Regions from separate parts of the Homo sapiens genome. Here region 2 is linked to region 1. The links are chromatin contacts, found by Hi-C or POLR2A ChIA-PET in ENCODE. All regions are on one chromosome and are shown on one strand. The core of a region is the stretch at or near the end of the contact, and the rest is flanking DNA. Distances in the headings are between cores, read along the strand shown. Region 1 has its middle 35 kb from the start of SMARCA2. Region 2 overlaps SMARCA2 (SWI/SNF related BAF chromatin remodeling complex subunit ATPase 2).

What was found. Hi-C counts contacts between places; a loop is a spot of excess contacts on that map. ChIA-PET counts read pairs that join two places held with the same protein, here RNA polymerase II (POLR2A). Pooled maps may share reads with other maps.
Region 2: a pooled map shows a loop between it and region 1 (2.6-fold over the local background). The contact joins two enhancer-like sites. A Hi-C loop is called at or near these places in 2 of 168 maps with a recorded cell type or tissue (A673 and heart right ventricle) and 8 of 50 pooled maps. POLR2A ChIA-PET finds 5 or more read pairs at or near these places in 3 of 52 experiments (AG04450, H1 and T-cell).

Annotation. Positions count from the first base shown.
Region 1 is chr9:1,976,967-1,982,895 of GRCh38, forward strand. No RefSeq gene overlaps it. Among named protein-coding and RNA genes, the nearest start is that of SMARCA2, 35 kb to the right of the region's middle. Within about 2 kb of position 2,230, at least 4 of the 41 ENCODE cell types and tissues checked have a DNase peak (open chromatin) inside an H3K27ac peak, as active enhancers do.
Region 2 is chr9:2,050,408-2,056,336 of GRCh38, forward strand. SMARCA2 (SWI/SNF related BAF chromatin remodeling complex subunit ATPase 2) reads left to right here. Exons shown (of 34, transcript NM_003070.5): 6 at 4,190-4,316. Among named protein-coding and RNA genes, the nearest start is that of SMARCA2, 38 kb to the left of the region's middle. Within about 2 kb of position 3,669, at least 13 of the 41 ENCODE cell types and tissues checked have a DNase peak (open chromatin) inside an H3K27ac peak, as active enhancers do.

The DNA.
Region 1 (5,929 bases), core at 980-3,479:
AAATAAAGATAGCCCACAGGTTTCCTAATTTCTACTTCTTAATTTTACTAAACACATGTATTTGAAGCATTAGAATTAGAATTATATTTTAATATGGTAATTGTCAAATATGGCAAAGTTCAAATAAGATACTATTGCTTTTTATTCAGCAATACAAAAAAAAAAAAGATTTGCTGTTGGGTCTCATGCATGCCCTGACTTGACAGGTGATGTTGTGTTTAAAATGCATGTATTTCTAGAAAATCAACATCCATGCTCTAGGTGACACAGATGAAGGGGCATGTCTACACTTGCCTTTTGACACAGATCTGTTGGAGTAAGTGTGTGTATGTGTGTGTGTGTGTGTGTAAAACACTAAATTGATATTTTTTCCAATCAACCTATTTCAGTATTCTCTTTAAGGACTGATAAGGCCAGACGTGGTGGCTCATGCCCGTAATCCCAGCACTTTGGGAGGCCGAGGCGGACGGATCACCTGAGGTTGGCAGTTCGAGACTAGCCTGACCAACATGCAGAAACCCCATCTCTACTAAAAATACAAAATTAGCTGGGTGTGGTGGCATATACCTGTGTAATCTCTGCTACTCAGGAGGCTGAGGCAGGAGAATAGCTTGAACCCGGGAGGCAGAGGTTGCGGTGAGCCAAGATCACACCATTGCACTCCAGCCTGGGCAACAATAGTGAAACTCCGTCTCAAAAAAAAAAAAAAAAAAAAAAAAAGAACTGATAAAAGGCCAGTTTAAGGTCATTGTGTGGTTGTGGCTGTGGCTGTGACTATTCACTCCGTGTCCCATGGTGTGGGAGCTGCAGACAATCTTCAGCAGCAGCTTGAGCCCTCAGGCTTCAATAAGAGACTGCTAAACAGGTTGCATGAGATATGTGGGCCTTTAGACCAATCTGCAATCCCAAGTTCAGCAGCAATGGATTTGGGAGCTGGGCGGTTCATTTCCTCTGAAACCCAGGTCACTATCTTTTCAGGAGAAATTGGGACTTTCCCATCTCATCTGTATCTGTGCTGAAGGAGAGTCTAGGTACAGCTTCACCTGGGAGTTTGTGGAAGATATACTCTGCACATGCAGAACTTCCTGGGTCAGTATTCCTCCCATTGCAGACACACTGGGAGCTCCCTTACTTTACACAAGATTTCAGTGTCCATATAAGACAGGCACATAGACCACCACCTTTGCCACAGAACCACAGGTCCACAGAAGATGCCCCTGTGAGAGGCCAGTGATCAGCCCTGGGATTGATAGCCACCAAAACTGAGGCTTCTTGAAAGCTATTTGGATCTGGTTAAACAGGGTTCAGGATTTAATTGCTCAGCAATGGATGAGTCTCTGCTGGCAACAGCAACCTCAGAACAACACCTTGGCTGGCATTCATGGAGGACAAGTCATGACATCAGTTCTGTTTTCAGTGACAACAAAGGCCCAAGCTGCCATCAGAAGCATCTCCCAGCTGAGTGGTCTGAGGCTTTCTTCTATAGATACAGGGTTTCATCTAAAAGTCAAACCAGGTACCAACCAAGCGGCTTCTGCAGCAAGGAAGTGGAGGACAATCTCCTTCTTCATCTGCAGGACAAGGGCTCTTGATATTGTGATGATTTCCCTTTAAGTTTATTCAGGAATCAAGGGCCACACCATATGAGCCCTTCAGGCAGTGTGGAAAGGCTTTGATTTGTTTTTATTCATTTAACTTGTACAATGCTCCCAGCAGGTTTCAGCAAAACCTGAGATTCTTACTGAGGTAGAGGAGCAGACAAATCAATTTGACCTTGGACAATGCACCCTTAGCTTTAATGGTAGAAACTGGTGATAGAGACTAGAAACACCATCACATTCATAAGACCCTATGAGGATTTAACTGTATCTTAGAACTAACCAGAAAAAAATGTTTAATAGAGAAGAATTCTTTCTCTGTCCTTAGAGATCCTTGGACCAGAATGCAGAAAGGAGGGCACCGTTCTGTGATTTTCCTCTGCAACTGGGGATCAGATCATTTATTTGCCTGAGGAAACAATAACTTGGCAAACTCTCTCTCCTCTCTTTCCACGTCCTAGGCAAGTGATGAAAGAGGAGTGAGGCTCGCTTCAGCTCTGTCACAGATGTTGACTCACCACTGGTCTGCCTTCCCTCTCCCTTGCCACCCTCTTCCTTCTGCCAAAGTTAGCATGCTGGATCAGTAGGATGCAAAGCTGCGCATGACCCTTTTTGGGGCTGGACACTGTCATCTGGCCAGATAAACTAACAGGCTAGCAAATCCAGCTGGGGCTGGTTGTACTTTGCCCACGTCTGTTGCAGCATATGGTGCGTTCACTTGAAGTGACTGACAGAGCTATTTAACTTTGCAGTTTGTTTTTCTGATGCCCCTACCCAAATACCACACACACTGTCAGATATTGGTGAACAGTCTTCAGTGTGGTTACAATTCATGGCTATCATAAGGAGAATACTTTAAAATTGGATTTGAACTCCATAGTTCCCAAGATGGCAGAGCTGGATGGAAACATCTGGAGACATTCCCTTTAATTGGCCCCATAATTTTATACAGAAAGAAATTGAAGCAGAAAGATTGAGTGACTCCCACAAGGACTCACACAGCCAGTTAGTATCAGGACTAGAGCTAGAACCTTCGACCCTGACTTCCAACTCTGTGCTTTTTCCAGCTCACGCTGTTCATATGTTTCCTTTCATTTTGTCTTCAAAATTTGGCCCCTTGGAAACTTTCCTAGGAATTGGACCTCTGAGCCTACAGTGGCTTAATGCACACTTTTGGGAAAGGATAGCCATGAGGCCTCTAAGTGGTTTTGATCAAGTTTGCCAATATTTACACCCTAGAATGATCTGCATAAACTTCATAAATAATGTAAATTCCTACAAAGTGAGTAAACAGTGAGCTACATGGTCTTTTGAAAAATCCGTGTTATGCAATCACCCTGGCAAAGTTAACAACGCAATAGAGTGTTGAAGGTAACCACTGATTGCAGTCACTGCTATTGACCATTTTAAGTGTGACTATTTTTAAAATACTGTATGCCTCATTAAGCTGGGCTCTGAAAATGAGGAATTTGCTTTAACTGCATTGTTTTGAATTGCTGAGAGAAGAATCTATCAACCACAAGGTGCCCTGCTGCTGAACTCAGCCAAAAAGCTGTTAATAACTCCAGCAGATGTTTCAGCTTTTTAGGCCAATAGACTCCCTCTCTCCCTGCCCTCCCCTTTCCAGAATCTGATGCCAATATGACTGAACTCCAGTTTTTGTGGTTGTTGTCGCCACCGCCGCCGCTGCTAGGGCTGGTGATACAGTGCCGCTGAGGAATGATCCTTTAAACAACCACTGGCCACAGAACCTCAGCCCTCTAAGGTCAGAATATTATTGCTTTTACCATCAGAAGTTTAAATCTTCAGGGGGAAAATGAAGGTAAGGGCACAAATTCAGTGTCTTTGTTTTGTTGTCTGCCTTCATTGCTAGTCATTTTGTTTAGCTTTCTGTGGCTTCTCCCAATGCTACAAGTCCATTTCTCAGACTCATCAGAGTGCTGAGCTTGCTCAGGTTAAGGGTCATTAATACACTGGAGGCCTTACTGATCTGGGAGAGAGGTTCTTGGGTTAGCAGCTTTACAAAGGGGGCCTCTGTGTGATGCAAAGTTTTGTGTGGTTGTATGCCTGATACTGTGTGGTTCAGATGCCCTGACCTCAGCAGTTCTGCAATATTAGATGTGTGTTTTATAAATATAGCTACATCCCTGTGAGACAGGTAGCGTATGAGGGCACACAGGGTCACCACAGTCCCATACCAGGATTTATCAACATCTCTGAACTGGGATAAACCTGACATTGTCACTTGAAATTACATCTACTTTCCAAGGCTTTCCAAATGAGAAGACATTAGAAATAAAGGGAGAGGAGAGATCCTGCCCCCTTCCCTGACACTCCCTGCCCTGCCTCCTACTCAATTATTTTGGAGAGAGTGCTTTAACATACCCTGGTGACAACAGGGTGACCAAGAAAACACAGGTGCACCGCATTAGGCAATGCTGTGTTGGCTAGGAACACATCTGAACTGCACATCTATACATATCATCATGCAGAGAATTGCCATTTCAAGGGCGGGAAAATGAGAGGCAGAATTAAGTTCATAAATATTTTGTTTCCTTATTTTGATGCAACACAAAGCCAGAATATCCAGGACTCTGTGGACCTCTATTGTCAGCTTCAACATTTGCCAACCATAGTAATTCAACCCCCAAATCTCTGCTGTATGCCATACTGGCTGTAAAAAGTAAGTGCCTTTTCCCTGGTGTCACTGCCACCATACTGTTTGCATGCTCTCAGCCCTGTATAATTCTAATTCTCAGGAAAAGCTCAGGAGTACAATGCAAGTCCCGCCGCCCTGCCACTTTCTTTAACCTGGATAAAGAAATAGATTACGTTGTGACTTGGTCCACATTCTCTTAAGTACATGTGCAGGGAACTCATTAATGCTAATGGAATTAGCGCATATGCATTGAAGGGAAAATATAGTTGCCCATGGCTGTGTATTCTTATTTTCTTACTGTACACTTGCGGGTTCTGTGGCATCTATAGCTTCTAATTCTGAAACATGAGTAAATCAGATTAAAAAGTATACCATTCATTTTAAAATACAGTGTTCCCACTAGCAAATGGGATGGGCATTTCTGCTTAGATTACTATGATTCCAAGAAGCCAATACCAGATGATGACTGTTTAGTAAAATAAACAACCAATGTTGTAATAATAAAATAGGGTTAAAAATAAAAACAGCAAAAACTCCCTACTGAATCAGTAGAAAATATATTCTCATTATTTAAAAAATACCTACTAAATAACACATATGCATGTCCAGAGGAGTAAAAACACAAGATGAAGGGGAAAAAAAGAACTGAAAGTAATCATGGGTAATCTGAGACTCCAGGCCTGCCAGCAGTGAATATTGGTGATAGGCATTAACAAACTATGTGGGGATGTCTGAGGCCCAGCTAAACCCAGACCATGTACTTCATTAGGTCTTGAATTTACCTGGAATCTTGTACTGCAAATGAGGATTTCCAAACTGTTTTGTTCTTGATTATTTCCAGTCCAAGTAAAATGGACAACAAAGAAAAGATGCTTCCATACTGTTTCCATGATGGATGTTCACAACCAAAATAACTTCACCATCTGATGTATTTCACAGTTTTAAGTTAAAACAGACATACTATAATATGCTTGTACATCTGGCTCAGGTGCTTCATTTGCCATATGTTTGTGAAATAATCCAAGGAGATGTTACAATTGTACGTTCCCCTTGGGACTTGAAGAAAATGTGCCCACAAACAGTTACCTAATTATTCATTCCTGCCAACAACATCCTCTCCTAATAAGAAGGTGGTTCTTAAAATGAGACAATAGTGCTTTCAGTCTTGAGAGTTGTCATTGCCACTTATTGTTTCATAAACAGAAAGTCTTATGTATTTTTTAAAATAAGAAAAAGATCTTTGGCCTTAAAGCAAATAAAATACTCTGCAGGCAGTATATTTGGTATTCTTATGGGGGCACATTCTGCAGCACTGATCAAGGCCTATTTTTTCCTGAAACTCATTGAATTAAAGCCCATGAAGCCACATAGAAATTAGTGACCTAAAAGTTGATAGTCTCTAAGAAATGGCTGCTGTGGCAATACTACACATTTATGGAGAACTTTGTAATCGGCAAATTGCTTTCATATATGTTACCACATTTAATTCTTATAACAATTTTGTGAAGCAGGTAAAAAAAAGGAATCCCTTGTTTAATCGTGCCATTTGTAGTACTGATTCTTCACAGCACTAATAAGCAAAAATATGAACATCTTTTTTAAAAAAATTGTAAATTGTAAATTACTTTGGTCTTGACCAATAAATACCAGTTGCCATAGCACACATTTCTCT
Region 2 (5,929 bases), core at 2,419-4,918, 75 kb after region 1:
ATGTCTGATCAAAAGTACCTCAGGAATCATCACATTGGCATGTAAACTAATTCCACACATGTTTGCCTGGAAGATGTATTTCACACTTGAAGGGGTTTATTTGGGAAGAACATGTCTGAATTATATCAGCCCTCTTCGGAATAAAGTCAGACTTTAGTATGAAAAGAGCGGTATATCCTCTTTGTGTCAGGAAGCAGGCATAGGCTGCTTACCTGTGATTTTTTTTTTTTTTTGACCTGCCCTTGTCGCCATTGCAATCCTGAAAATTCCTTCTCAAAAATTACCAGTAGCTGCTTTACCAGCAGAGTTACAAAAAGTCACACACGCTCTCTTTTTAAAGTGTCACTCAGCTCCTTGAAGGAACAAAATGTACCAGTGTCATTTTCTGTTCAGATAACTCTCCTACAGGAATCATAAACTTCTCCTCTGGACCTGAACAAGTATCTGTTGCATTTAATGCAACTCTTTTTCTTGCCAGAACAGTAACCCCTCGTGATTTACTGTTCAATCTGTATGAAAAACCTGTGTGACCTAATTCTGCATCAATTTTCTGTACTCGTGAGGACGCTAAATGAGTCCCCTGCAGTTATGCAGTATTACATCTTGTTGTTGTTTGGGGAAGTTTAGAATCCTGAATCTCTTTATCGGACTACCTGCTGAATCTCACTGATGGGGAGATGAAATTGTCTGGAGAGGAACATTATTTAAAATGAAGATTTCTATTAACAACAACAACATCAACAAAGATATAATCTTCTGTGTTAAAGAAGCCCCTCCTGTACCTTTGCTTCTTCCCCACCATGTGCTGAATCAAATGCATATAATTTTACTATGGAGTCTACCTTTCCTCTTCTCCTAGAGTTTGCGCTTTGTACTTCTTGCCTCCCTTCCAGAAAAGGGATTCTTTTGTGCCAGGGAATCAGATTCACTGACAAATAACTGGGCTCCTTGGAGAAGGAGTCATTTCAGGGAGAGGTGCACCCCCCTCGCTCCCACTCTCTCTCTCCAGTGCCTAAGTCACACAGTGCCCCATCTCCCCGGGGTTCCCACCCCCCATCTCCTCATTTCCGCTCCACTTCCCTGCTTCCCACCTCCCAGTTCAATGTGATGTAATCTCTACCCTATCACCCCAGTTATCTGACGATTACTTATTTAGTCCTAGTTCCATGGTTGTTTGGAAGATTAAGTAGGAATTCCTCTAATTTGGCATCTGACCCACTTTGTCAAAGAGAGTAAATCAGAATACCAAGGGATAGTTTGAGTTCTAGGATATTCAAATAAGAAAGATCTGCAAGGAATCTAGAACCAAGGATGCGGAATAACCAAATCATTGGCCATGGGCTCACGCCACTATAATACTTAATTTTCCTTTGGTATGGCCTTAACCTGTGAAAGTAAAGTTGTCTCAGTTTTATTTTTTCCCTTTAAATTATATATTTCAAAAAAAATCAATAGTGGATTTTTTTCTTTACATCTTAATTGTTAAGATGCATCATCTGTTGCTGTATCCAGAGATTTGGGGCTACATAGATGTTGTAGAAAATGAGTAAATGAAGTAGATGTCTGTTTCATATAGTGAAAATTAAAAACCACGGTAATAATCTCACGAGTATCACTAGTACAAGGAATGTGGAAGAAAGTTGGGAGAATTTGAACAATTTTGCCAAAAGAGTAAAATGATGAGTTTATTATTGTTGCATGAAATACAAAACTTTCAGTCTTTTGAATGATTAAACCACTTAAAAATGCTATTGTTTGTGTTGGTATGCATAGTTAATAGCACGGGCCAGGCATGGTGGCTCATGCCTGTAATCCCAGCACTTCGGGAGGCCGATGCCTGCGGATCACCTGAGGTCAGGAGTTTGAGACCAGCCTGGCCAACATGGCAAAACCCCGTCTCTACTAAAAATACAAAAATTAGCTGGGCGTGGTGGCACGTGCCTATAGCCCCAGCTACATGGGAGGCTGAGAGGCAGGAGAATCGCTTGAACCTGGGAGGCGGAGGTTGCAGTGAGCAGAGATAGTGCCACTGCACTCCAGCCTGGCCGACAGAGCGAGACTCCATCTCAAACAAACAAAGAAAAAACAATAACGACAGCACGGTAGCAGTGATAATATTAACACATTATGATGACAAATCATTTAATAAATTAGAACGAATAACGTGCGTATAGCAAATAAAACAAGAATCAGTCTTAGATACTATTTTTAGTGAAGTCCCTGAAAAATAGTTTTCCTTACCACCATTTTTAAATTTTTAAAAATGATGACATTTTATTTCCCTTCCAAACTAAGCAACTGTAGGTTTTTTAAAAAATCACTCATTTTGATATTTGGGCTATATGAAGTATTAGATCTTCTACAGCATTTAGGTCCAGGAGGTTTCACTTTTTCACGTTAATGAAAATGATGGCTGTCGTCATCAGCATCTTGGCAAGGAAGACAAATGGTCTGGTTGCCTTAGGACAGAACCAGAAGTTAGAAAGAAAAAAGTCTGTCCTCCCAGCTCTGTACTCTGGCAACATCATCATGTTTGGAAAAAACTGTAATATTCATTTTTTAAGACAATTTCGACTTTTATTTTAGATTGAGGGGATTCATGAATAGGTTTCTTAACATGGGTATGTTGCATGATGCTGAGGTTTGGGGTGCAGTTGATCCCATCATTCAGCTAATGAGCATAGTACCTAAAAGTTTTTCATCCCTTCCTGCGCTCCCTCCCTCCCCCGTCTAGTAGTCCCCAGTGTGTATTGTTGCCATCTTTATGTCCATGAATACCCAGTGTTTAGCTGCCACTTAAAAGTGAGAACATGCGGTATTTGGTTTTCTGTTCCGGCATTAATTTGCTTAGGATAATGGCCTCCAGCTGCATCCATGTTGCTGCAAAGGACATGATTTGGTTCTTTTTTATGGCTGTGCATAATTTTTAACAGAATTCTTAATTTTCAGCTTTTATAGTTGAGGTCCAGGAAGGTTCTCGGAAAGTGTATCTTAATTATCTATCATTTTATTGCAGTGGTTTTGGTATCAGGCAAATTGAGGTTCCAATCTTGGCCCCCTTCTTTACTAGCTCTGTGGTATCTCCAGGTGTCTTCAGTTTTCCTCATCAGCAAAATGGGACCATTATAACTTTTACCTTACAGAGGCGTGTCTGTGTGTGTAAGAGAGAGACAATTAAATAACATTGTACATTAAAGGCACTTAGTGCTGTTAATATTAGCCTACTTTAACTTATTACTTATTATTATTCTTTCTTTGTTGAAATCTAGTTCAGTACAGTTTGCCTCAGATTTAGGGGATGTAGTTCTAAAAATAGTCTTAAATGGCATATAATTATTTTGTCAGAATAGGATTCAGGTGAACTCTAAAACCAGCAGTTTATATATCTAACAGTAATAGTATCCCAAGTGAATGGCTAAAGTCAGAGGTCTTTTATTTTCTACTCTGCCTTTATTATGAAGAAGTACATGCAGTTATATTTTTGATGGTGTGTAAAACGAGAATCCTCAACATCCTTTTCTAGAAACTCTTGGTTTTTGAGTACTATTTACTGCTGGCCCTGATTTTTTTAAAACAGCCTCATTTGTATTTTCTTTTCTCAAGCAAGCTCTGCTCACAGAGGAAGTGGTTGTGGCTGGCAGAGCGCTTTCTGAATGTTTAGGGTTGGCTGATTTCTGTGGCATCAGCACCTAAAACTGTTCTTGCTCACTGCGCTTTAATGGCTGTCGTCATCAGCATCTTGGCAAAGAAGACAAATGGTCTGGTTGCCTTAGGACAGAACTAGAAGTTCGGAAGAAAAAAGTCTGTGCTCTCAGCTCTGCATTCTGTCTGGCTGGGAGTTAGAAAGCTTGTCAATTGGTTCTGTCTCTTATATTCTCTCTCTGCTAAGAGTGAGCAAGGACATTTGACTTCCCCACTAGATGCAGGGTGAACCTTCTTTCCCTAGTGTTAGATAGAGGTTATGGAGGAAGCCACATTGTTAAGTAACATATACCTGTCTGCATTAATGCAAAGGTAGCTTTTCTCTGCTTAACATCAAAAATTCTAGTTGGGTGTTAGAGATCAACTATCAGTATCTGGAATATGTTTTGCCCCGGACTTAAACCTAATGTCATTGTTTATCATTTAAGATTAAATTGTAATGTGTTTTTCCCCTGCCCCCTTTTCCCCATTTTATTGTTTCCTTTAGACTTCAGGCCCGCATAGCTCATAGGATACAAGAACTGGAAAATCTGCCTGGCTCTTTGCCACCAGATTTAAGAACCAAAGCAACCGTGGAACTAAAAGCACTTCGGTTACTCAATTTCCAGCGTCAGGTAATACATTTTCCCCAGTGAATCTGAGATGTAGGAAATAAATGTAATTGTTCCTAAAGTGTTATCTGTGTTGCCTTTAGTCTATTCAATATTGTTACAAAGATATAAAGATATAAATATAGTAAAATAGTGAATCTTTTAGACCAACAGCTTACAACTAAAAATGATGAAGATGAACTGCTTATTATTCTGGTTTTCTCTTCTGTATATGGGAAAGAGTTTTTCCTCCTGTACTATGGGTTACAAAGTCAGAGTTATGGCGTTTTGTTACCATGGATGAAAAACCTTGGGAACAAGTGGGGTAGCTCATGTTTGCTTTTATGACTCCAAGGAAAAACCAGAAGGTAGTGGATTGGAGCTTCTTTGTAAGCACAGATGTAAAGTGCTTGCCACGACTGTGAAAATAATTTTAACAAATATGGTAGCCACGCTACTGAATTAGTGGTTCATCATTTATAGAAATACATAAAGCAATGTCTTATAGCTTATTTATTCACCGATGTCTAAGTTTGGAGTGTTTGATCACATCAGGCTCATGTATTGACTAATCAGTAAATTATCTGCTCTTGTAGTTTACAGCAGTTATTAAAAGCCAGTATAATGACCTATTTTCTGATTTCTAAATTAGTAAGAGACAAGTGGAATGAGTTAGAGCTAATTTTCACTTTGGCGAGTTTTGCCTTGTGGACTGAAAAGGTTCAAGTTTGCTAGTCCGCAGATTGCCTCACTAACCCAAAGGGGATAAGGAACGTTTCATTGTTAGTCAGATGGGTTTGTTTTGTTAAAGTCTGGAACATGCGAAATGAATAATTAATGAGTCAAAGTAGTTTGGAAGTATTGACTTGGTTTGTTGGAGGATGTGACTAAAATCACAGGCCACTCCAGTTGCTATTGTGGTAGGAATTTGGGTGTATATTTGCCTTACCGGCTATAATCTCACAGATGGACATTAGTGGTGGGTAGGTGCTACTTGGCTCTTGGTTTGTGAGAGTAGATTTCAGCTTAAATTTTAAAAAGAAAAGGGAAAATTCTCTGAGTTCTGTTTACTTCTTTCTTATTGGTGACCTCATAAGATGAATTAATAAAGTGCTGGATAAAATCTTACTAAATGAATATTAACCAAGTATATTTTCCGGAATATGTTTATGTTCAAATTAGCGTTGCCATGACGGACTCTTATTGATTTCTGATTTTTGTTTGATATTATTTTAAAAATCTGTTATTTATGAAGCTTCCTAATTAAATTAACTGTAACTAATGATATTTCAGATGCAGTGGAATGATTATTTAATGTGTATTCTCCAGTCCCTACCCCCTACCACCACATAACATGCAATACAGATAAAAGTATTACATTTGTGATCTGAAATAAGTTCATGATATAATATAAAATGTAGATCTCTTGGAAAGAAGATCATTATTGGAGTGGGAAGAAGCCAAAACTCATATTTCCCATCCTTTGTATGAGACTATGAATTAACGTTGTTTGAGTACCTGCTGCTACCACACGTGAAAGTAATTCTTTTATTCTTTTTTTGGAGCATCATTAAAATTAATCTTTAAACACAAAGAGAATGTTAACATGACACTTAAAACAAAGCGGAAAATTTAAA